Regions from separate parts of the Homo sapiens genome. Here region 1 is linked to region 2. Evidence: read pairs that join two places in POLR2A ChIA-PET (ENCODE). Cell type or tissue: MCF 10A. All regions are shown on one strand. Links, peaks and the distances in the headings refer to the core of each region. The heading gives the core; the rest is flanking DNA.

The links. Peaks named below come from ENCODE experiments on the same cell type or tissue, not always from the same donor. Only the 100,000 strongest peaks of a DNase experiment are listed, where the experiment ranks them.
Region 1: POLR2A ChIA-PET joins it to region 2 with 10 read pairs; 5 of 35 experiments call an interaction of 5 or more read pairs at or near these places.

The regions. Positions count from the first base shown.
Region 1 is chr20:50,446,267-50,458,119 of GRCh38, reverse strand. No RefSeq gene overlaps it. Among named protein-coding and RNA genes, the nearest start is that of PTPN1, 58 kb to the left of the region's middle. RefSeq lists enhancers at 1-407, 8,631-9,596. In MCF 10A, for the core only: no CTCF peak of the experiment used is centred there; a DNase peak (open chromatin) is centred at 6,549.
Region 2 is chr20:50,328,580-50,340,432 of GRCh38, reverse strand. No RefSeq gene overlaps it. Among named protein-coding and RNA genes, the nearest start is that of LINC01271, 13 kb to the right of the region's middle. RefSeq lists an enhancer at 1,120-1,319. In MCF 10A, for the core only: no CTCF peak of the experiment used is centred there; DNase peaks (open chromatin) are centred at 5,112, 5,692, 6,392 and 8,442.

The sequences.
Region 1 (11,853 bases), core at 2,335-10,334, 120 kb before region 2:
CTAGCTCCATCTTGGGGTCTGGGGAGTGGGGGCATGTCTTGCCATGCCCAGAGTTGGGAGAGGAGTTGCTTTGTTATTAGTTGCCACAACTTCCCCTGGTCAAGCTGACACCCTACCCCCGCCCGGCACACGATGGTTTTCCTGCTCTTGCTTAACTTCTAAAGGGCAGCTCTTTCTCTGTCCACCCCGCCACACCCCACCTACCCCACCCCCTGCCCCAGTTTGTGGGAAAACTCTATGGAACAGAAAGGGCTTGCGGGTTCCTTCTCTAGATTCTTTGTTATTTTTTTTCCCATTTAAATTGAAACCATGCTTATTAAAGAAGAGTAGAAAAAAACACATCAAACAAGAAAGAAGAAAAATTATTTTTTTGTCCCATCCTTCTAACAAAACCACACTAAACGGTCTGTTTCTTTCTTTTCCCCAAGCCAGGGTATTGGACTGTGTGTGTGTGTGTGTGTGTGTGTGTGTGTGTGTGTGTGTGTGTGTTACATAGTTGTAAATCACTCTTTACTGTTGTGTTTTAAAAAAATTTTTCCGTTGCAGATGATCCTCGACTAACAATGGTTCATTTTAGGACTTTTCGTGTTTATTATGGTACGAAAGAGATAGGCATTTGATAGAAATCATACTTGGAATTTTGAACTTTAATCTTTTATCAGTTTAGCAATACAGAGTACAATAATTTTACATGAAATACTCAACACTTTATTATAAAATAGGCTTTGTGTTAGATGATTTTGCCCAACGTAGGTGAGTGTAAACGTTTCGAGCACCTTTAAGGGAGGCGAGGCGAAGCTATGATGATGTTCCGTAGGTTGGGTGCACTAAATGCACTTTTGACTTAATGATATTTTCAACTTGCAGTGGGTTTATCAGGCTGCAGCCCCATCCCAAGTCGAGGAGCATCTGAATTAACTAAGCCTTCCCCCCCATTGCTCATTTTCATGAGCATATTTGAAGGGCTGCACTGATTTAGCATGCAAATGTGAAGTGAGCACCTGCTGTGTTCTGTGGGAGAGAGAACAAGTGTAATGGCACAGCCAACATTTACTGAGTGCAAAGTTGGTGCCAGATGTCTTTCTAAGTACTTGTATTAAACTGCTTCTTCCTCACAACCACCCTGTGAGGTAGATGCCATCACTATGCCCTTTTTCCAGATGGCAAAACTGAGGCCCAAGGTTGCACAGCTAAGAGGCGGAGCTAGCATTTGAATCCAGCAGGGTCATCCACAGGGCTGGGTTCTGGCCATGCTGGGCTACCTTGGGCCACCCGCAAACAAGTAACCCCAGAGTGACTGAAGCAGGGATGAGGAATGTACAGGAGCATGTGATAGCCCCAAGACCATCCAGGGACATCAAGGAAGGCTTCCTGGACGAGAAGGTGACATCTCAGCTGAGAGCTGAGAGCTGAGTGGGAGGTGGGAGGTGAGGGCGCTGCCAGCAGAGGGAGCAGCCATGCAGGGACCCCAGGTAGACATGGGCACCAAGTGTTGCCAAGCTGGCACCACTGACCCTGCTGGTAGAGGTGGGCAGGGAAGATCACGCAGAGGCCATGGTCCCAGGAGCCCTGAGAAACCATGGCAGGCCCCAAAGCATTTTAAGCTGGGACGAGGCATGACTGGGGAGGCCTTCCCCCTCCAGGGTGAGCAGTGCCCCTGCTCTGCCCCCACAGCCTGGCCATTCTCCATTGTAGTCCCCTGCACCCTGGCCAGTTTTTGCCTATTTATCCTCTCTCTTCCCTCCTCAACTGAAGAAAGTTCTAGAGGGTGGGAATCCAAACTGATTTGTTCACTTCTGTGGCCTAGATCAGAGCGGGGCAGTTACAATCCCCGGCCTGAGACGACTGGACATCACTCGGTGACGCTGTGTGGAGATGGTGCCAGTTCTGTCTGCCACGGCCTTGGAGGCAGGGCCCCTCCTGTGACCCTCGGCTCCTTGGGGCTCCACGGGATGTGTCTTCAGGTTTGCCAGGACTTTGCTCCAACTTGCCCGTGGCGTCCTGTTTGGTTTAGGAGAGGCCCCGGCAAATACTGAGCCCATGTTGCGCCTCTTGGCACTGTTCTCAAAGGCCCAGAGAAGTGGGTCTGTGTGGGGCCAGCTTCCCACTTCCTTCCGGTTCCCAAACCCATCTGGAGCCCAACGCAATTCAGCTTCCTCCTCCAGCCACACCGCCTGCTCCCACAGCTGGAGACAGGAGAGACTTGGGGCTGTGGCCCCTCCCTTACTGGGGCTGAGGGCCCCGGGGTCACTGTTTACCCCTGGCCCCCACAGCCAAGCCTGCTATCTTATCAGCTCAAACACTTCAGAGTTCAGGCCAAGAAGCCAAAGTCAATTTTGAAAAAGTCTTTAAAAGGCCAAAACACAAACACCAGCAAGGGCGGGATGGGCCGAGGGGTGAAGATGAGGTTGGGGAGGGGTAAACTCTCGGGTTGCTTTACCAGATTCAAAAGGAATCAGTGATTTTCCTGGGCCCAAAGGTGCATCCAAGGACCATCACTGCAGCACTGCCTGCAGAAGCAAAAGACCAGAGCTGCCTGAGGTGTCCGTCAGTATTCTATGGTTTTTAAAAAGAATGACTGTAGTCGCAGCTAGTAGGGAGGCTGAAGTGGGAGGATTTCTTGAACCCGGGACTTAGAGGCTGCAGTGATCTAAGATCATGCCACTGCACTCCAGCCTGGGTAACAGAGCAAAACCCTGTCTCAAAAAAAAAAAAAAAAATGGCCAGACACGGTGGCTCACACCTGTAATCCCAGCATTTTGGGAGGCAGAGGTGGACAGATCACCTGAGGTCAGGAGTTTGAGACCAGCCTGGCCAACATGGTGAAACCCTGCCTCTACTAAAAGTACAAAAATTAGCTGGGCGTGGTGGTGCACGCCTGTAATGCCAGCTACTCAAGAGGCTGAGGTAGGAGAATCACTTGAACCTGGGAGGCAGAGGTTGCAATGAGCCGAGATCAGGCCACTGCACTCCACCCTGGGTGACAAGAGCAAATCTTCGTCTTAAAAGAAGAGAGAGAGAGAGAAGGAGAGAGAGAGACCAGTTACTCTCTGAGCTCTTGATGCGTACACCTTTCTGTGCAACTAAAACATACACATACAATGTGTGGTATGGAAACAGCTCCAAGATCAATTATAAAGAAGAAAAAAGAAAAAGCAAAGATATAAAGCAGTGTATTGAACTAGATCCTTTCTGTGTAAACGGGAAAGATGAAGATATAGCCCACATGCCTGTTTCTGCACAGAACAGTTCTGGAAGCGCTTACTAGGTACCTGGAAACACTAATCGGCTCTAGAGCAGTAGTCAGAGGGAGACAGACTTCTCTTTGTACACTCTGTACCTTTTGACCATCTTAAAACCATGTTGGCCAGGCGTGGGGGCTCACACCTGTAATCCCAACACTTTGGGAGGCCAAGGTGGGCAGATTACCTGAGGTCAGGAGTTTGAGACCAGCCTAACCAACATGGTGAAACCCCATCTCTACTAAAAATACAAACATTAGCAGGGCTCGGTGGTGTATGCCTATAATCCCAGCTACTAAGGAAGCTGAGGTAGGAGAATCTCTTGAACCTGGGAGACAGAGATTGCAGTGAGCCGAGATCATGCCACTGCACTCCAGCCTAGGTAACAGAGTAAGACTCCGTCTCAAAAAAAAAAAAAAAGAAAATCTCTATATATAGAAATAAACTACTAAGAATATTAGTGACTTTGTTCCAGCCAAATGGCCAATAACAAAAGGTGCAAATAGCAAAAGGTGGAGGTGGGGGGCGGGTGGTTGCAAGCGGTATAGTGACTTTCAGTGTAGATGAAATTATGGAAGACGCAGCTCACGAAGCATCTTGGGCCTATCTAGATTCTTCTCAGTAGAGTTAACCACATTCAAACAGAGCTTTCAAAGTTTCCTCATTCTTATAAACCTGGCTGTTTAAAACGTACTTTCGAAACTTCCCGAGAATTCCATAAAGTAGAATCAGATCGCTGTATAGATTGATTGGTTAATTGAACAAATACACATTGTTTTATGTGATGGAGGTGTAGCAATGAACAAGACAATCATGATTCCTCATGTCCTAGAGTCCATGGGTCTAGAGGGAGTGCCAAGCAGATAACAAGTAAAGAGCAACAACAATGCAAGAAACAAATATGACCATTTCAGAACCTAAGAGGCACTGGGAAGAAACTGAGGCCAGGGAATGGAACTGATGATGGCTGGTGTGGATAGTGGTCAGTGAGGGGCTCTCCTCTCTGAGAAGGTAACCTTTGAACTGAGACATGAAGGAGGAAAAGGAACCAACCACAAGAAAATCAGGGAAAGGGTAATTCCAGGCAGCAGGAATAGCTAGGGCAAAAGCCCTGAGGCCACATTGAGCTTTGCTGTGATAGGAACAAGAATGGTGGCCAGTGTGGTGTGGGCTTAGAGAGACAGCCAGAGAAGAACGGAAGAGCCAGATGGAGAGGCGAGCAGTGGCTGCTTCTGTGATCTTGTGGGCTTGGTACAGAGTCCAGATGAGGAAACTGAGGCTCAGAGAGGTTAAGTAACTTGCCCAAGGTCACACATTTAATGATGGCTGAACCAGGATTCAGACTTGGGTTCCCAACTTCATACCCAGTCCTCTCAACACTCACCTCTGCCCATATGTGGCAAAAGCATTAAACATGTATTTCCAGACAGGACAGCCTGCGCTCTAAGAACACTGTGTGTGTGTGTGTGTGTGTGTGTGTGTGTGTGTGTGTGTGTGTGCGCGCGCGCGCGCGCACGCATGCATCTGCGTGTGTTTGTATGTGTGTTTTAATTGCAAGGAAAAGTACACACATTATACATAAAGAGCTCAGTGAATTCTCGCCAAGTGGACACATTCGTGGAATGAGCACCCAGATGTACACAGGACATTCCAGAAGCCCCCTTGATGTCTCTCCTGGTAAATCCTCCCCACCACCACCCCCAAGGTTAATGGCTGTCCTGAATTCTAACCCCATAGATGACTTTTGCTGGTTTTGAACTTTCTATAAAGGGAAGCACACAGTGTGTGCTCTTCCCATCTGGCTTCTTTTGCTCAGCATCCTGACTGCACAGCTTGTAGAGTTCCAGTCGACTTTGACTGCCACTCAGCAAGAGCGCAGGTGGACTCCCAGAGCGCTTCCTTCCCATGAAGGCCAGGAGAAAGCCACTTGCCCAAAAGCAGTTCAAAGTACGTTGTTACGTGAAAAAGTCAGGTACAAAACCATCTGCATAGCTCAATCCCATTTTTGGAAGGGATAAAAAAGGTCTCTTTTTATGCAGAATCAAAAATGATCCTGAAAAATATGTTAAATTTCCTCTCAACCGTGGTGCATTATAAACACTTAGCAAATCCAAATAGCCCCTGGATGGAGAGGGGTCATCTTGTGTTTGGGGCCATGTTGAACAAAAAATAGGACCTGCCAGCTACACTCACTTGCCATATGAAAATTGTCATTCTCAGCCGGGCTTGGTGGCTCACGCCTGTAAATCCCAGCACTTTGGGAGGCTGAGGCGGGCAGGTAACTTGAGGCCAGGAGTTTGAGATCTGCCTGGCCAACATGGTGAAACCCCATCTCTACTAAAAATACAAAAATTAGCCAGGCGTGATGGTGCTCACTTGTAATCCCAGCTACTCTGGAGGCTGAGGCAGGAGAATCACTCAAACTCGGGAGGCAGAGGTTTCAGTAAACCAAGATTGCACCACTGCACTGCAGCCTGGCCAACAGAGCAAGACTCTCTCAAAAAAAAAAAAAAAGAAAAAGAAAAGAAACGAAAAAATAAAGATTGTCACTCTCCCCATCACCCTTTTTGGCCCACTGATGCCCAGTGAAATTGCGTGAGTTAAATGCCTGGTAGATACAATTCTACAAGATTCAAGTGTTATGTGGAGGTTTTTCCTGCGTAGTGGGGATGGCAGGTGGATTTTTTGTGTTTCTTATCTATTTATTCTAACCTTTCTTCCTTCCTTCCTTCCTTCCTTCCTTCCTTCCTTCCTTCCTTCCTTTCCTTCCTTCCTTCCTTCCTTCCTTCCTTCCTTCCTTCCTTCTTTCTTTTTCTTTCTTTCTTTCTTTCTTTCTCTTTCTTTCTTTGAGAGATAGGCTCTCACTCTGTCGGCCAGACTGGAGTGTAATGCCGCAATCTTGGCTCACTGCAACCTCCGCCTCCCAGACTCAAGCCATCCTCTCACCTCAGCCTCCCAAGTAGCTAGGACTACAGGCACATGCCACCGTGCCCGGCTAATTTTTGTATTTGTTTTGTAGAGATGGGGTTTCACCACGATGCTCAGGCTGGTTTCAAACTCTGGGATTCAAATGATCTGCCCACCTTGGCCTCCCAAGGTGCTGGGATTACAGCTGAGGGTCACCACGCCCAGCCTTACTCTAACTAGCAAAAAATAAGAACAAGAATTCATATATACTAAATAAGAACTGCAGCAGCAGCAGCAGCAATAAACTGGCAAAACAAAAAGAAAGCATTTCTGTCTCCGTTTATGTGCTTCCAGAAGGTCAGCTAGAGAAAGGGCACGTCACCCCGATGCACTGAGTCGATTGCACAAGAAAGGGAGTGCCGACTCCTCCACATCCAGGGGATCATCCAGCCTATATGTGGTTTAAGGGGCAGCCTCAAAGCCAGAAGGACTCGGGTTCAAACCCGAGCATTGCCCCTTACCAGCTGTGGCTCGGTTACTCCTCCTGCATAACAAACCCACCCCAGAACACAGCGGTGTAAAGCAGCCATTCTACTCGCCTGGAATGATATCTCTCAGATCCTGTGGTCAGGAATGCAGACAGGGCACAGCAGGACAGCTTGTCTCTGCTCCACAGTGTCTGGGGCCTCGGCTGGGACAGCCTGAAGGCTGAGGGCGACTTGGTGGCTGGGGTGCTGGCCTCGGTCGGAGAGTCTTCACTTGCGTGTCTGGCAGCTGCTACCGCAGCTGGGCCATCAGAAAGACACCTGTGTGTGACTTCTTCGTGTGGTCTCTTCACTTGGGCTGGTTTGGGTTTCCTCACAACATGGTGGGAAGGGGGAGTGACTGCTAATGGGTGTGAGGTTCCTTTCGGGGGCAATGCAAGTGTTCTAAAATTAGGTAGTGGTGATGATTGCACAACTCTGTGAATACACCAAAACCCACTGGATTGTGTACTTTAAAAGGGTGAGTTTTATGGTATGTGAATTATATCTCAATAAAGCTGGGGGGGTTTTTTTTTACAAAAAAAAAGAAGCAGAAACAGATCATGAGGATGAGAGATGATGCTGTAAGCATCTTAAGACAACACGATGCGCAGCTGGGTGCACTCCCTGTAATTCCAGCATTTTGGGAGGCCGAGGCAGGAAGATGGCTTGAGCCCAGGAGGCTGCAGTGAGCTATGATCTTGCCACTGGACTCCAGCCTGGGCAACAGAGCAAGAAAAAAAAAAAAAAAAAAACAGAAAACACAATTTGCCACACTGTGTGAGGCACTATCTTTCTATGCCTCAGTTTCTTCTTCTGTAAAATGGGACTATTTAATAATCAAATGAACTCATAGGGTCTTTCAGGGTGAAGAAAGGTAATTCTGAGCCTAGTAGCTGGCACATAGTGAGTGCTCAGGAAATGTTATTATTTCAAACAATAAAATGCCATAAGGCAGCAGTGTGTAGAGTTAATTAAAACAACAGGTTTTAGAGCCAACCCACAAATTTGAATCTAGCTTTCTCAGTGGTTAGTTACTTAACCACTCTAGATCTGTTTCATTATCTGTAAAATGGAGTTAACATAGTACCTGCCTCATACACTGTGACAATCAAATGAGTTAATAGCACGAAGGGCTTGGAACGGTGCCTATGTGCAATACAGCACAGTACACAGTAGGTACTACATAGTTGCTGACTGTTATTGCTTCTGGCATTTCCCTGGCTTCCTGGCGCTGCTTAGGTGGTGTGGATCCATTGGAAGCGTTTGTGTAATAGTAATAACAACAATGATGCTAACAGCTGGCCCTTATCCACTGTCACAGGATGAGGAGGGGATGCTGGGCACCCCCTCATACCAGCCACCAGGGAATTCCACACAGGAGCTGGGCTGGCTGCAGAGGGCTGAGTGGTAGACCCCAGGGGAAGGTGAGGCATTCAGCCGGAGGGGACTGGATTCCCAGAGGAGCAGAGGAGCAGAGGATCCTGGGGCCACTGAGGGGCTCACAGGGCTGCGGGGAAGGGAGCTATAGGCTGGAGCAGAGAGCAGGAAAGATGGGCAGAGGCCAGACAGCCAAGAAGCTTGCAGCCTGGACTGTGCCCTGAGATTCTTGGATGCTCTTTCGTTTTCTTACTGAAAATACTGGAAAAAACAGCCTTGTCCCATCTTAGGACAAACGTGTTTCTCTCTTCCTTCTTGGCCTCTGCGGGGGTGACTCTCTTCCAGCTATCCTCTCATTCCCTCCTAAGGTTCATAGCAACACCTAACACGGACAGCTTCGAAGATCCCTGAATGGTGCTAAAGGCTTTTTGCCGTAGGCTTCCCAGATTCTCACAACAGCCCTACAGAGGTTATGTAGAGAGACCCATTTTATAGAAGAGGATACTGGGGATGGAGGGAGGAGCCATTTGCACAGGTCATACACTAATGAGTGGCAGAAACAAAATCAATCTCTGACGCCTTCTCTCATTCTTTCTACAAGTCCCACTGATGGACTACTCTGCTCCAGGCATAGTTAGACTCGGGGATACAGCAGTGAACGAGAGAAATCATTGCTGGCCAGGCGCGGTGGCTCATGCCTGTAATCTCAGCACTTTGGGAGGGTTAGGTGGGCAGATCGCTTGAGGCCAGGAGTTCGAGACCAGCCGGGCCAACATGGTGAAACCCCATGTCTACTAAAAAAAAAAAAAATTGCCAGGTGTGGTGGCTTACACCTGTAATCCCAGTTACTCAGGAGGCTAAAGCACTTGAACCCAGGAGGTGGAGGTTGCAGTGAGCCAAGATTGTGCCACTTCACTCCAGCCTGGGCAACAGAGTGAGACTCTGTTTAAAAAAAAAAAAGAGACATCACTGGTTCCCTCCTCAAGCTGATGCCCTACGGCAGGAGATAGACAACTCAACAACAAGAAAAAACGTCTCCTGTATATTGAGGCCAGGAAGTTCACTGTAGTGACCAACCCAGCAGAGCAAGGGAGGAGAATGTCAGGAATGTGGGCTGTTTCAGCAGCTTTAGCCCTGAGAAGGGAGGGAGGAAGCCTTGGGAATATCTGGGGGCGGCGTGTGCAGGGCAGAGGGAACAGCAAGTGCAAAGGCCCTGAGGTTGGATCATGCAAGCACAATGTGGCTGGAGGAGAGTGAGTGAGGGGAGTTTCTCCTAAGTGCCAAAAGGAGTTGGGAAACAGGCCAGGCATGTTGGCTCAGGCCTGTAATCCCAGCACTTTGGGAGGCCAAGGCCAGAGGATCACCTGAGGTCAGGAGTTTGAGATCAGCCTGGCCAATATGGTGAAACCCCGCCTCTATTAAAAATACAAAAATTAGCCAGGTATGGTGGTGCACACCTGTAGTCCCAGCTTCTTGGGAGGCTGAGGCAGAAAAATCGCTTGAACTTGGGAAGGGGAGTTTGCAGTGAGCCAAGATTGCACCATTGCACTCCAGCCTGGGCATCACAGTAAGACTCCGTCTCAAAAAAGAAAAAAAAGAAGAAGAAGGCCAGGCACGGTGGCTCATGCCTGTAATCCCAGCACTTTGGGAGGTCAAGGCGGGAGGATCACTTGAGGTCAGGGGTTCGAGACCAGCCTGACCAACATGGAGAAACTCCATCTCTACTAAAACTACAAAAATTAGCCAGGCATGGTGGCGCATGCCTGTAATCCCAGCTACTCAGGAGGCTGAGGCAGGAGAATCACTTGAACCTGGGAGAGGGAGGTTTTGGTGAGCCGAGATCGTGCCATTGCACTCCAGCCTGGGCAACAAGATCGAAACTCTGTCTCAAAAAAAAAAAAAAAAAAAAAGAGCCGGGAAACACAGTATGTCCAGACTCCAACCTCTTGTCACCACCTCCATAGCCACCGCCCTGTCCTGCCACTGCCACCCTGCACCCGGACCACTGCAGTGGGTCCTTGCTGGCCTCTTAGCTTCCACCTTTCTCCTCCATCCCACCCCACCCGCTTCGCACACACAGTCCAGTCTCCACATGTAGCTAGAGGGAGTCTATCACCCATACAACCACATTGCCTCTGCTCAGAATCCTCCACGGCTCCCACCTCACTTAGAGTAAAAGCCAAAGATCCTATGAGGCCCTGCAAGATTGATACCTCATCCCCTCTCTGACCTCATTTCCACCCCCTTCCCCTCACTCACTCTTCTCCAGCTGCACTGGCCTTCTTGCTGCTTCACAGACACACAAGGAGCAGTCCTGCCCCAGGACCTTTGCACTTGCTGTTCTTGCTGGCTGGACTGTTCTTTCCACAGATATCCTGAAGGCTTGCTGTCCTTACCAGCTTCAGATCTTTGCTCAAATGTACCTTCCTCCTAAGGCCTTCCTTGACCACACCCAGCATGCCTTCTCCACCTTTGCAGCACTATTTTCACTGTCAGCAGAACTTACCACCCTCTGGAATTTATGCTTTTCCTTCTTTTTCTTCATTGCCTCACCAGCCAGAATATAAGTTGCATGAAGGAGGAATTTGTGTCAGTTTTGTTTGCAGCTTTCTGGCACATAGTAAGTGCTCAATAAATCTTGGTTGAGTGAATGAAGTACAAATGAAAAAAAGAATTGAGTGAAGTGGTCCTGATGGAGGGCGACAGGGAGTGGTGGGGACTGTGGCAAACGGGGAGCCCTTGCCCCATCTGGAAGGAGCAACTACCGTTTGACGGCAGCCTGAAGTTTCCACGTGGGAATGTGGGCTCAGGGCGGCCAGAGAGCCAAGAGTTTCAAGGGAAGCCAGAAACTCCTGCATTTACATGAAATGTCTTGATTTTGAAACCACTGCTGACCAAAAATCCACATCTTCCATGTTCTTAGGTGGGAGACTGCTGTTTGAGGCCTCCAACCTGGGTCAAAATGCTTGCAGTGGGTTTCATGGAATCCCAAGATATCTGGGAAAGCTGACTGGGGTTACAAGAGAGGAGTCTCGTAAGTGGAGTCAGCCTTTGAGTGTTTCTGTGAAATAAGTGTCATTTTCATTGTGAGGTTCTGGAAATGATTTTATTTCCGGGTGAGCTTCCTGCTCTTGTTTCAACTTTCAATCCTACTCTCCTATTCCTGCCAGGCCTGGGCATTTTTCTTCCACTCTGGAGAAAAAAATCAAAAGTAAATATTGGCAGAAGATTGGCTTTATTGTGGTCCTGATAAGGAATAGCATAAAACGGAAAGAGTGAGATTTTATTCCCCTCCCACAACTTCCACTCCGACCCTACTTCTTTAATATTTACTCACAAATTTCACTTCATAGAAACTCTTGGTGTTAGTTTTGTTACCAACAGGGCTGCCACATGGGGTGTGCCCTCACAACTCCAATGGCTCCATTCTACAAATGGCCCAATGAACGGCACCCGCTGAAGTTGTGCTGTGATTGCCTGTGAAGTCACGCGTCCCTTAATGACAGGGCTATGTTTTGAGAAGTGTGTTGTTAGGTGATTTCGTCATGACGAGAACATCGGAGTGTACTCACACAAGCCTAGATGGCATAGCCTACTACACACCCAGGCTACACGGTGGAGCCTGTGGCTCCCGGGCTGCAAACCTGTACAGCACGTGACTGTACTGAAAACTGTAGGCCAGCGGTCCCCAACCTTTTTGGCACCAGGGACCGGTTTCGTGGAAGAAATTTTTTTCCAAAAACCAGTGTGAGGGGGATGGTTCCGGGACGATTCAGGTGCATTACATTTATTGTGTGCTT
Region 2 (11,853 bases), core at 1,576-9,575:
GCAGGACCCCCGGGGTCATTTAAGCAGACACCCAGATCAGGAGAGGGAAGAAGCCCTGTGGCTATCTGGAGGAAGGATGCTGAAGGCAGCGGAAACAGTGTGTGCAAAAGCCCCGAGGTAGGCGTGTGCTTAGCATGTTGGAGGAACAAAGAGGAGCCCAGTGTGGCAGGGGTAGAGGGAACCAGAGAGAGTGAGTAAGAGGAGATGGGCCAGGCGCGGTGACTCACACCTGTAATCCCAAGCACTTTGGAAGGCCAAGGTGGGCAGATCACTTGAGCTCAGGAGTTCGAGACCAGCCTGGGCAACATGGCAAAACCCCATCTCTACTACAAAAAATACAAAAATTAGCTGGCCGTGGAGGCATGTGTCTGTAGTCCTACCTATCTGGGAGGCTGAGGTGAGAGGATGACTTGAGCCCAGGAGGTTGAGGCTGTAGTGAGATGTGTTGGCACCACTGCACTCCAGCCTGGGTGACAAAGTGAGACCCTGTCTTAAAAAAAAAAAAAAAAAAAGAGACAGAGAGAGAGAGATGAGGTTATAAGGGAAGCATGGGAAAGATCTTGTAGGGCCTGGTAGGCCACAGAGATCTTTGACTTTCTGCCAAGTGAGGTGGGAGCCGTGGGAGGGTTTTGAGCACAGGAAGGTCATGTCCTGACCTCCTATACTCATCCTCATCTTAAAGGTGAGGAAACTGAGTCTCAGAGAGGTGAAGTTACCCACCCAAGGTCACACAGCCAGCAAGTGGCAGAGCTGGAGTTTGCCCCCACATCCCTGTGGCTCCCAAAGCCAGCCTCTTCCCATCCCATCAGCTGCCTCTGTGTCTGGCGTGAGTCAGGAGGCTGGATTGCTGGGAGGGGGAGAGCTTTTTAGAGCTGCTTTTTGGAGCCTCCTGGCTCTGCCTGGCACATCCCCTCCTTCCCCACCCATGCCTTCTCCCTTGCCCTCAGCCACCCCCAGCTGCCTGCGGTGAGTGCCTAACATTTAAGGCTATCCCCTCCCAAGTGCAGATTGGATTTTTTTCTTTCCATAAGTCCCCATTATGCCCCAGTAGACTGGATTTTGGGCAATAGAAAAAACGAGCCTAAAGAACTCCAGCGCTAATTGGGGGTGACAGGCAGGGGCTCGGGGCCTCTGGAGCAGCCTGGCTCTGTCTCTAATTTGCAGAGTGGCCAGGGTAAGTCCCTGGCTTCCAAAGTCATGCTTGTTTGAAGGACAATCACTTTCTTTTTCTTGTAAAAGGAAGATAAATTGTCAGCCTGTCGGTTTCATTATGAGCTCGTCCGCTGTCTTTCCAGTAACTGAGGGCGAGAGGCTGAGCCGCTGCCCAGAGGCTGCCTGTGAGGCCTTGGGGGCTGTGGTTGATGCCACCTGGCCTCCTTCGCATCACCTCCCTCTCAACACCCCTCCCACCCCCTCCAATAATTGTGGTATTTGGTTTTCCCTCAACACCAAATGTGAAACTCTCCTGGAGGGAGTGCAAAAGGAAGTCTGTGAATCTCTGAACTGTGGTTGAATGAAGGTATTCTTAGGCGCCTGCTTGCAAGGATGGTGAACTTCTGGTGCTAAAAGCAGAATTGCTTTTCAGTAAATGTTATTACTCAAAAGGAAGTTGTTACCACCACAGCCACCTCGAGCCTCTTCCAACTGCCACTCTGTCTGCCAGGCCAAGTGGGGAAAGGGTCTCTCAGTGGCTCCCAATGACCCCATCCAGCCCCCAGGGGAAGGTCTTGCTATCTCAGCTGACCCTGGAGGCCTGAAGCTGAAGTGCAAACAACCACAGTCTGCCTAGGCAGAGTATCTCAAGGTAGGGGCTGTTTGCTGACTCAGCATTTAAAAGTCCCAAAGCTTGAGTGATCTTGGCTGAGCTGGGCTGGAGCTACAGGTGGGGTTGGGGGCACACAAGAAAGCTGCCCGTTGGCTGCAAGGTTGGCTGTTTTTTGAGAGCTGTTGTCCATCTTGGCAATGCACCTTGCCTAACCCCTATTTCCTCTTCTCTAAAATGGAAAGGTGATCATACCTCAATGGAAAGAGCTAGCATATTGATTACTCTAGTAGATACTTAATAAGTGGTGAGGTTATTATCAACAGTGAAAATGATTCTGGATTTAAATCAGACAGACCAGGGCTCAGATCTCAGCTCTGCCACCTACTAGTTGCACAACCTTGGACAAGTCCATTCCCCTCACCAAGTCTCGGTTTTCTCTGGATCACGCAGGAGTGATTATAGCACCTACTGCTCAAAGTTGTTGGGAGAATTCCGTGAGCTGCAGCACGTAAGTCACAAGGCACACAATAGGTATGCAGTAGGCATGGGTTCCACTCCTGCTCCATTTTGCCTTACAGAGGATCACCCCCCAGGCTGTGTCCCCACCTGAGCAGTCCCAACCACAGGCTCCAGGTGGAGAGACACCCATGAAAGTTTGCACCCACCGGGGTCCAGAGGGCAGACAAGAAGCGACCAGGCCAAACTCAGGGGAGTGGAATGGACCACTCAGCAGACACTTCCCTGCAAGAAAGAAGTCAAAACAAACCCCCTGGCTGGTGAGACATGATCCCAATCTAGAGCTCTCAGAGGATGCTCTCGGGTCCAATCCTCTGCCTGCCTCTACCTGTAGCCTTTTCTACAGCCCGGAAAAGTGGCAATTTCATTTACTGGGCAGCCACTGCAAGTGAGCATTGTGCTCTGCATGTCTCATGAATCACGTCATCGTGTCCCCCCAGCAACCCCACGAGACAGTTCCTCTCATTGCTCAGCACCTGCAGGTGTGGAAACTGAGGCCCAAGGAGGTGAAGGGACTGGTAGCTGAGATTTGAACCCAGCCCATCCCATTGTCAAGTCACACACATAATCACCGCACTACTTCCGTTATCTGAGAACAGTGTGTCTGTGTTACCAAAGATATAATTATATTTAGTAGTGTCTGGGTATAGAAAATTGTATAATATATTCTTTTTAAAATGTATTCTTTTGAGATTATTATAGATTTACATGCAGTTGTAAGAAATAAACAGAGAGAGTCCATATACCCTTTCCAGTTTCCCCCAATGTTAACAGTCACAATAAAGATATTGACAGTGATATAGTCAAGATACAGACATTTCTATCACCACGAGGATCCCTCATTGCCCTTGTATAACCAAACCCATCTCCCACCCCCAACCCTGCCCCCGAGCCATGGCAACCACTAATCTGTTCTCCATTTCTATAATTGTGTGGTTTCAAGAATGTTACATAAATGGAATCATATAGTTTATGTAACCTTTGAGGACTGGTTTTTTTCACTCAGCATAATTCTCTGAAGATTTATTCAAATTGTGTGTTATCAATATTTTATTCCTTTGTATTGCAAGTAGCAGTCCATAGTATGGATATAACACAGCTTTTTTTAGTTAAAAAAAACCATAGACAGGCTTCCGGGTGGTTTACCAGTTTTTGCCTATTATGAAGAGAGCTGCTATGAAGATTTGAGCATAAGTTTTTGCACAAACATAAGTTTTCATTTTTATGTCCAGGATTGCAACTGCCAAGTCATAAGGCAGTTTTTAAAAAACTGTTTTCCAGAATACGGTACCGTTTTACATTCCCATCAGGAATGTATGAGTGTTCTAGTGTCTCCATTCCTCACCAGTGATTGAATGCGAAAGTTCCCATCGTTTTTTATTTTGGTCATTCTGATAGGTGTGTAGCAATATCCGATTGTGGCCTTAATTTGCATTTCCCTAATGGCTAATGATGTTGAACATTTTTTCATGTGTTTATTTCCATCTGCATGTTCTTTTCAGTGAAATATTTGTTTGTGTCTTTTGCTCATTTTCTATTTGGATTTTTTTAACTGCTGACTTTTGAGAGTTCTCGAGAATTCCGTCAAGTTTTAAGAATTCTAGGTACTAGTTCTTTGTCAGATATGCAGTTTGCAAATATATTCTCCTAATCTGTAGCTTGTCTTTTCCTCCTCTTAATTGGGCCTCTCATGGGTTAAAAGTTTTCAACTTTGATGAGGTCCGATTTATCAATTTTTTTCCTTTTATGAATTGTGCTTTTGGTTTTCACATCTAGTAATTCTTTGCCTAGCCTTAGATTCTGAAGACTGATTTTCTCCTGCTTTTTTCTAAATGTTTTATAGCTTTATGTTTTATCTTTAAGTCTATGATCCATTTTGAGTGAAGTTTTGTATAACGTGTGAGGTTTAGGTCAATGTGCTTTGTTTCTTGCGTGTGGATGTCAAATTGCCCCAGCACGATCTGTTGAAAAGGCTTTTTATCTTCCATTGAACTGCTTTTGCATCTTTGTCAAAAATCTTTTGGGCACATTTGTGCGTGTCTATTCTTGGGTTCTCTACTCTGTTCCACTGTTGCATGCATCTGTCCCTCTGCCAACCAGACTGTCTTGATTACCACAGCTGAACAGTAAACCTTAGCATTGCATCAAATGAGCCCTCCCACCTATAGAAAATTGTATATTGTATTTTAATTCATTGAGAAGTGAGGTGGCAAATCTCTGTCCTTCAACTTATTTATTTAAAGAGAGAATAATATTTTCCACGGAGGTAGGGTGGCCGAGCGGTCTAAGGCACTGTATTAAGACTCCAGTCTCTTCAGAGGCATGGGTTTGAATCCCACTGCTGCCAACTTACTGGCCAGGTGTGGTGGCTCACGTCTGTAATCCCAGCACTTTGGAAGGCCAGGGTGGGTGGATCACTTGAGGTCAGGAGTTTGAGACTAGCCTGGCCAACATGGCGAAACTTCGTCTCTACTAAAAACACAAAAATTAACTGGTGGTGCACCTCTGTAATCCCAGCTACTGAGGAGCCTGAGGCAGGGGGAAGTGCTTAAACCAGGAGGCTGAGGTTGCAGTGAGCTGAGATGGTACTATCTGCATGCCAGCCTGGGAGTCAGAGCAAGATTCTGTCTCAAAAAATAAATAAATAAAGTAAAATAAAATAAAAATAAAAAGAGAATACTGAGACAGAGATGACCAAGGATCCACCAAAGACTCATACTCCTCCTCCTAAGTGTTGTAGGTAAGCAGTCACCCACCCAGGAGACTACATTTCCCAACTGCCTTTGCATCTAGGTGGAACCATGTGATAAATTCTATCCAGTGAAATGTGAGGGGAACTGATGTGTACGTCATTCTCGGCTGAGCTGGTTGAGCATGGGTTTCTCCTCTATCACCTCTTCTGGCAGCTGGCTGGATGTTGATCCTCAGGGAGACCTTGGAAGCTACCTGTTGCAGATGACTGAGCCCCCATCTGTCAGATTCCTGAGTGACTGACTGCATGAAGCAGAGCTCCTCCTCCTCATTGACCATCCTAACAATAAGAAATGTCTGCATTTACAAATGAAATGTTGTAATACTATGAAATTTTAAGAATTGAAATAAAAAATACAACTTATAAAATGTCCATCCATGTACAACTTAAAACCTCTTCATATACCCCTGGCATATTTATGGTCTGGGAAATATACATATGTGTGTGTGTGTGTGTGTGTGTGTGTATATATATATATATACACACACACACACACATATACATATTTTGTTTGTTTGTTTGTTTTTTGAGACAAGGTCTTGCTCTGTTGCCCAGGCTGGAGTGTAGTGACATGATCTCGGTTCACTGAAACTTTTGCCTCCCAGGTTCAAATGATTCCTGTGCCTCAGCCTCCCAAGTAGCTAGGATTACAGGCATGCGCCAACACGCCTGGCTAAGTTTTGCATTTTTAGTAGAGACAGGGTTTCCCCATGTTGGCCAGGCTTCTCTCAAACTCCTGGCCTCAAATGATCCTCCCACCTCGGCCTCCCAAAGTGCTGGGATAACAGGCGTGAGCCATGGCGACTGGCAGGAAATACATATTCTAAATCCTATGAGAGATATTAATCCACACTCTTCCTCCTACAGCTAGAAAAACAGAGGCTCAGAGAGGGAAGGGGTTTGCCCAAGGTCACACAGTTAATCCAGGACTGAGCCCAAGTAATTCCACTCATTAAATATAACTGATTTCCATGAACTTTTGATTCCTTCTTTTAAAAAAGGATGGGCAAGTCTGAGCGTGTGTCATCCAAGACTCCAAGTGGACAATTATAAAAACAAATCATAATTAATAATTCCTTATGAAACAAGTCAGAGAACTTCCAGGGTTGGGTGGCGCCAGTTTTGGGGAGAAGTAATTTTAAGACTTCCCGCCTTTCACAGGGTTGAGGGAGCAATTTAAAATAAGCTCTAATAAACACGGCTCATACAGCTGTGACCTTTAGAATGAAGGTCTCGCCTTCAAAAGCCGATCAGCCTTCATGATGTGGGGTTTGCCTGTGCGCTGAGGTTTAAAAAAAAAAAAAAAAAAAGACCATGAGGAATTTATGGGAAACAACAACTCCTTGCGGTTGCTGAACCAAGTGAGTCAAAGGGCGTCAGAGAGAGCAATTTTGGAGCACACAGGAGGGAGGTGCCAAGGACTCCTTTGCCAGACTTGCAGCCCCGGGTACTGAGGACAAGCCTGCTCTGCTACTGAATAGCTGTGAGTCCTTGGTCACCGACTTCACCACTCTGTGCCTCAGTTTCCCCATCTATGAAGTAGGGATTATAAAAGAACTCTCCCCACAAGGGTAGGTAATGTGTGCAAAGCTCTGAGCACAGTGCCTGGCATATAGTTGGTTTTCCATTTACCCTTGTAACATTATTACAGGATGAATTCCCCTCTGAGGACAAAGAATTGAGATAGCTGTTCTCCCGTGTTCTGCAGTTCTCAGCCCAGACTTCGCATTTTAAAAATACTGGATCTCGCCCCAGAGATTCCACTGCAGTGGCTTTGGGGGTAGGCATGGGCATAGGAATCTTTAAGGGTTACCAGGCAAATCTAGTGGGCAGCTGAGTCTGACAGCCCCTTCCTAAGGACGGCACAGTCTCATTGTGGTTCTCAGCCATTTACATCGTATTGTAATAAAACATTGCTCCACCATGTTCCCTTTTTTCTATGTTTGTTTTTAAGCTCTAACCATGTGGCTGCCCATATGTCCAGTTCATTTCTTTTAATTTCTAATTTCTGCTTCCTCCACATTTGTCTCCCAGCATGGACTCCAGGCTGCCTGCCCTCTGGCCCTCTCCCCGTAGGACTTCATGACAAACTCACTCCCTGCATGCCCTTGTCCGGTTGAGAATTTGGGAATTTCTTTGAGACTTCATATTATTATGAAAGGTGAAGCCAGTGATCCCAGTAACGGAATCTGAATCTCAGGGGGATGGGGCTCCAGCCCCCAAAGTTTTTTAAATGCTATCCTAGTGATTCTGAAGAGGATTTAGAATCGGGACCCATTAGCTGAACCACAACATCCATCATGGAAATACCAGGAAAGTTCAGGGGAAAGAGGAAAAGTCAATGAGCTGAAATTGCCATTCCAATCCCTTTATCTGGACGTTCACTGAGGGCCCAATAACAACCAGGCCCTGGGGACAGATAGGAGACCACAGTTTGTTCAGAGGGGCCAGGAGAGCAGAACTCAAGACTGCGTGACATGCATGTTCTTAACGCCCAAGATGTAAAACCTTTGACCTTAAGTTGTTCACTCCCCTGTGGGACAGGCAATTACAATCCACTGTGATTCATGCAGATATTAGAAACTCATGAAGTGATTGACTGATTTAGGAGGGTCAGGGAAGGCTTCCCCGAGGGGGTGACATCTGAGATGGGCTTTGAAGAGTAGGTAGGAGTCAGGTTGCAAAAGGTCAGGAACCAGGAAACATTTGTAGCAGATGCTGTTGCTGCCCGGCCCGCGTCCCCTAGACAGATGCCCACTCTCGCTCACTGCAGATGTCTGCTTAAGTGCTTTCATTTGGCCATGGGTGCACGCTCAGCTAGAAGTTCCAGAGAGTTGGAACTAGCCCCTGGAATTAGCCCGCAGCTCACGACTGGGGGAAGTCGGAAGATACATGATCTCTTCCCTTGCAACTGGGTTGGAATGACTGAAGCGCATGCTCTTCGCTGTCTCCCAGAGTTCCCTGGTGGGTCTGAGGTCTAGTTGCCCACAGCGGTGATTGGTTTAATAACATTTATTTTATTTTCTTTCTTCCCTATTTTGATTACCCAACCTGCTATGGGTGCTTCCTGAGATCACCACCCAAAATATACTCCTTGCACTCAAATTCGTGTCTGAGGGCCTGTTTCTGGGAGAACTCAGTGGAGGAGACTGCATGTGCAGAGGTCCCGAGGCCAGAAGCCACACAGCATGTGCAGGGAGGTGACCAGCAGCTTGTGCACAGAGTGGAATTTGGAGGAAAGGCTGAAGAGGCCAGAGACACAGGTCAGGAGCAGCCAAGCGGGCCTCCACCACCGCACAGAGGTCCTGGGCTTCTTCCCACATTCTCTGGTTGGAGTAGGCAGGGCAATGAGCTGGTTATGCAGATACCTTGAGGATGTTTGGGTAGGGCTGGCAGGCTGGAGAGTGCCAAATTCTCCAGTCATTGCTTCAGTGAACTACCTGGCCTTTGAGTTTATTTGAACAAGATTCAATTCTGCCCTGGACAAAGACAGAAGATTGGCAAGTGGCCACTGGTTTTGAGTGGTTAGTGACAGCCCAGCAGAGTAATGGTTGACCATTCAGTTTGGCTTCCAAGGGAGGGTCCCACTCCAGAGAAAAGGGCCCCCCCACCTCATCCCCCATCCTGCAGCCTTGATTCTTAGACCTCCCACCCAATGGGTCAGCAGCGCCTGCCCAAGATTCTGCTTTCTCTGACTCTCTCTCCCGTGCAGTGCCCAGCCTTGGGGGAAAGCGGACACCTGGAACTCCAGACAGGGTTCAGGCGGAGACACAGCGATCCCATCACACTCTAGGGCTCTGGAGGAAATGATGGTGCCAGTCAGGGTCTTAGTTTGCTGCTCTGTCTAATGGGCCTGTGGGTCCCGGGTGTGGCCACAGGACTGTGAGAGAATTTGAGAATTTCTTTGAGACTTCATATTATTATGGAAGTTGAACCCAGTGATCCCAGTAACCCAGAGAATCCTGCAATATCTAAATTAGGGCCCAGCCAAGCCTCTCATTTTACAGAGGAGAGAAACTAAGACCCGGAGAGGGAAAGAGGCTTACCTGAGTTCATCCAGCAAGGCAGTGTTAGGGAAGAACTGTGGCTCTTATGCCAAGTGTGACGGGGTGACATGGGACATGAGAAATTTTTATCTGAGCCACACTGTCCAGGTCCATACCTTGCCTTCCATACTCTAGCCGGGTGATCCTGGGGGCGTGTTACTTAGTCTCTTTGAGCCTCAGTTTTCCCCTCTGTGCAATGGTGACCGTGACACCCCCTCACAGGACCACCGTGAGCACTTAGTAGCGGCCCCCTTTCTTACCCCTCACCCTGCAGAACAACTCTGGAGGACAAAAAGAAACACCGTCCCCAGCTGTCCACAGAGAGCCCAGAGCCAGCTTCATCTATTAGCTTCCCCTCCTTGCTTCAAAAAATGAATCTACTCTGGGAGACTTGGGGGTCCACCCAGATAGGGATCATCTCTGTGCCTGGCCATGGTGCTCCCCACCATGCCTCCATCATGCCCCTCCCCTGTGGACCGCAGAAGCCTCCGGGGCTCGCTTGACAGGTTACGCCTCAAAGTTCAGTTCAGTTGCAGCAAAGTTAAGTTGCTGACTTGCCAGCAACTTCCCACCCTGGCTGGAGCAGGGCCAGGCAGGGAGGAAGAACAAAGGCTTTTGTCTGCCCAGCCTCAGAGGAGGGTGAGAAATAGAAATCCTGCCCAATCATGTGGAAGCCCCCAGAGCTCCCTGCTCGGGCTTGGGGCCAGGGGAGGCAAGTCAGGGCAGCCACGTGAGAGACCCACAGCACAGGGATGGGAAGCGACGCTGGGAGAAATGTCCATCCGCCCACCATCTATCCACCCACCCATCTACCCATCCACTCACCCACCCATCCGCCCATCATTCCTTCCATCCGTCAACCCTTTCATCCACCCATTAGTATACCCTTCTATCCATCTATCCATCCATCCCTTCCCTCTCTCACTCCCTTGATCCATTCATCCACCCACCCATCTACCCATCCATTCATCCATCTATCCACTCCTCATTCCCTCCATCCATCCACCCACCCATCTATCCACCCACCCGTCCATCCAAATATCCATCCAACCATCTATCCGTCCATTCAGCTGTCCATCCATCCATCCATCCATCCATCCATCCATCCATCCATCCACTCATCTATCCACCCACCCCTCCATCCAAACATCCATCCAACCATCTATCCATCCATCCATCCATCCATCCATCCATCCATTCATTCATCCATCCATCTATCCATCCACTCATTAATCTACCCATCCATTCATCCATCTATCCCACCCTTCCTCCCTCATATCATACATCCATTTCTCCACCCATTTATTCATCCATCCATTCATCCACCCATCTATCCATCCCACAAGCACATATTGAGCATCATGGAGGCCAGGCCCTGGGTTGGGCACTGGGGATACAGCTGTGAACAAAGTCTCTGCTCTCATGGTTCTAATATTCTAGGCAGGTAGTGGACAAAAAGAAACTATATAAATACGTAATATAATGACAGAAGGTGATAAATGCTAGGAATAAAAATAAACCTAGGTAGGAAAGCAACACGCAGAGCCACTATAGATGGAGTGGTCAATGAAGACAAGAAATGATAGGCTAGATCTGGCAGGGGAATAAGTACAAGGGCCCTGAGGCAGGATTGAGCTCAGCATGTTGGAGCGACAGCCTAGAGACCAGTGAGGTCATCATGAATGGAAGGAAGGGGAGGGGAGCAGGGGGTAAAGCTGGAGGGGCTCTGGGAGCAGGAGACCCAGCTCTGTATAGTCAGAGGATGGTTCCTCTCCTTCTTTGGACCTTGGTCTTCTTATCTGTATAATGAAGTCCTGGGTGAGATCATCCTTTCCTATCTGAGGCTCTGGCATTTAAAAAAGATGGTCTTGCTCTTTCCTGGGGATCTATAGGAGCAGGGTCTAGACTGTAAAGGTAAAGAATGCAGGCTCTGGGCAGGCGCAGTAGCTCATGCCTATAATCCTAGCACTTTGGGAGGCTGAGGCAGGCAGATCTCTTGAGCTCAGGAGTTTGAGACCAGCCTGGGCAACATGGAGAAACACCCTCTCCACAAAAAAAAAAAAAAAAAAAAAAAGCAAAAATTAGCCTGGTTAGGTGGTATGTATCTGTAATCCCAGCTACTCAGGAGGCTGAGGTGGGAGGATGGCTTGAGCCCAGGAGGTAGAGATTGCAGTGAGCTGAGATCATGTCACTGCACTCCAGCCTGGGCAACAGAGCCAGACCCTGTCTCAAAAAAAAAAAAAAATACAGATTCTGAAGTCAAGGCATTTGATCTCTCTGAGTCTCAGTGTTCCCAACTGCAAAATGGGAATAATAATACCCCTTCATGGAGTTCTTAGCAGGATTTGATGGGATGGTGCCGGTAAAGCGTCTATCCCTGACACCTTCCTCCCTGGCCACTGTTATATAATTAGGTAAAACAGCAGTGGTAGCTTCTATTGATCCTCAACTCAGAGGCAAAGTGTACAGAGCCCTCAGATGCCCCTCAGTGGGGATACTGGCCTTGGCTGGCAGGGCAAGGCTGGCACAAGCCTGGGGGCTGGGTCTCCAATGTTTGGCTCTGATCATAAGGGGATTTCTGTGGGGGAGTGCAGATAGAGCCCTTTGAGCAGCTCAGAGGCCTCCTTCCTGTACAGGCAGCTCTGCACCAGCACACAGCTGGATTCTCGTTCAGTTATACCACGTCCAGTGCTGTGGCCTTGAGTTGTGTGTATCCCTCTCTGAGCCTCGGTTTCCAAGTCAGAAGCTTGCTTGGGTTCTCATCCCAGCTCATC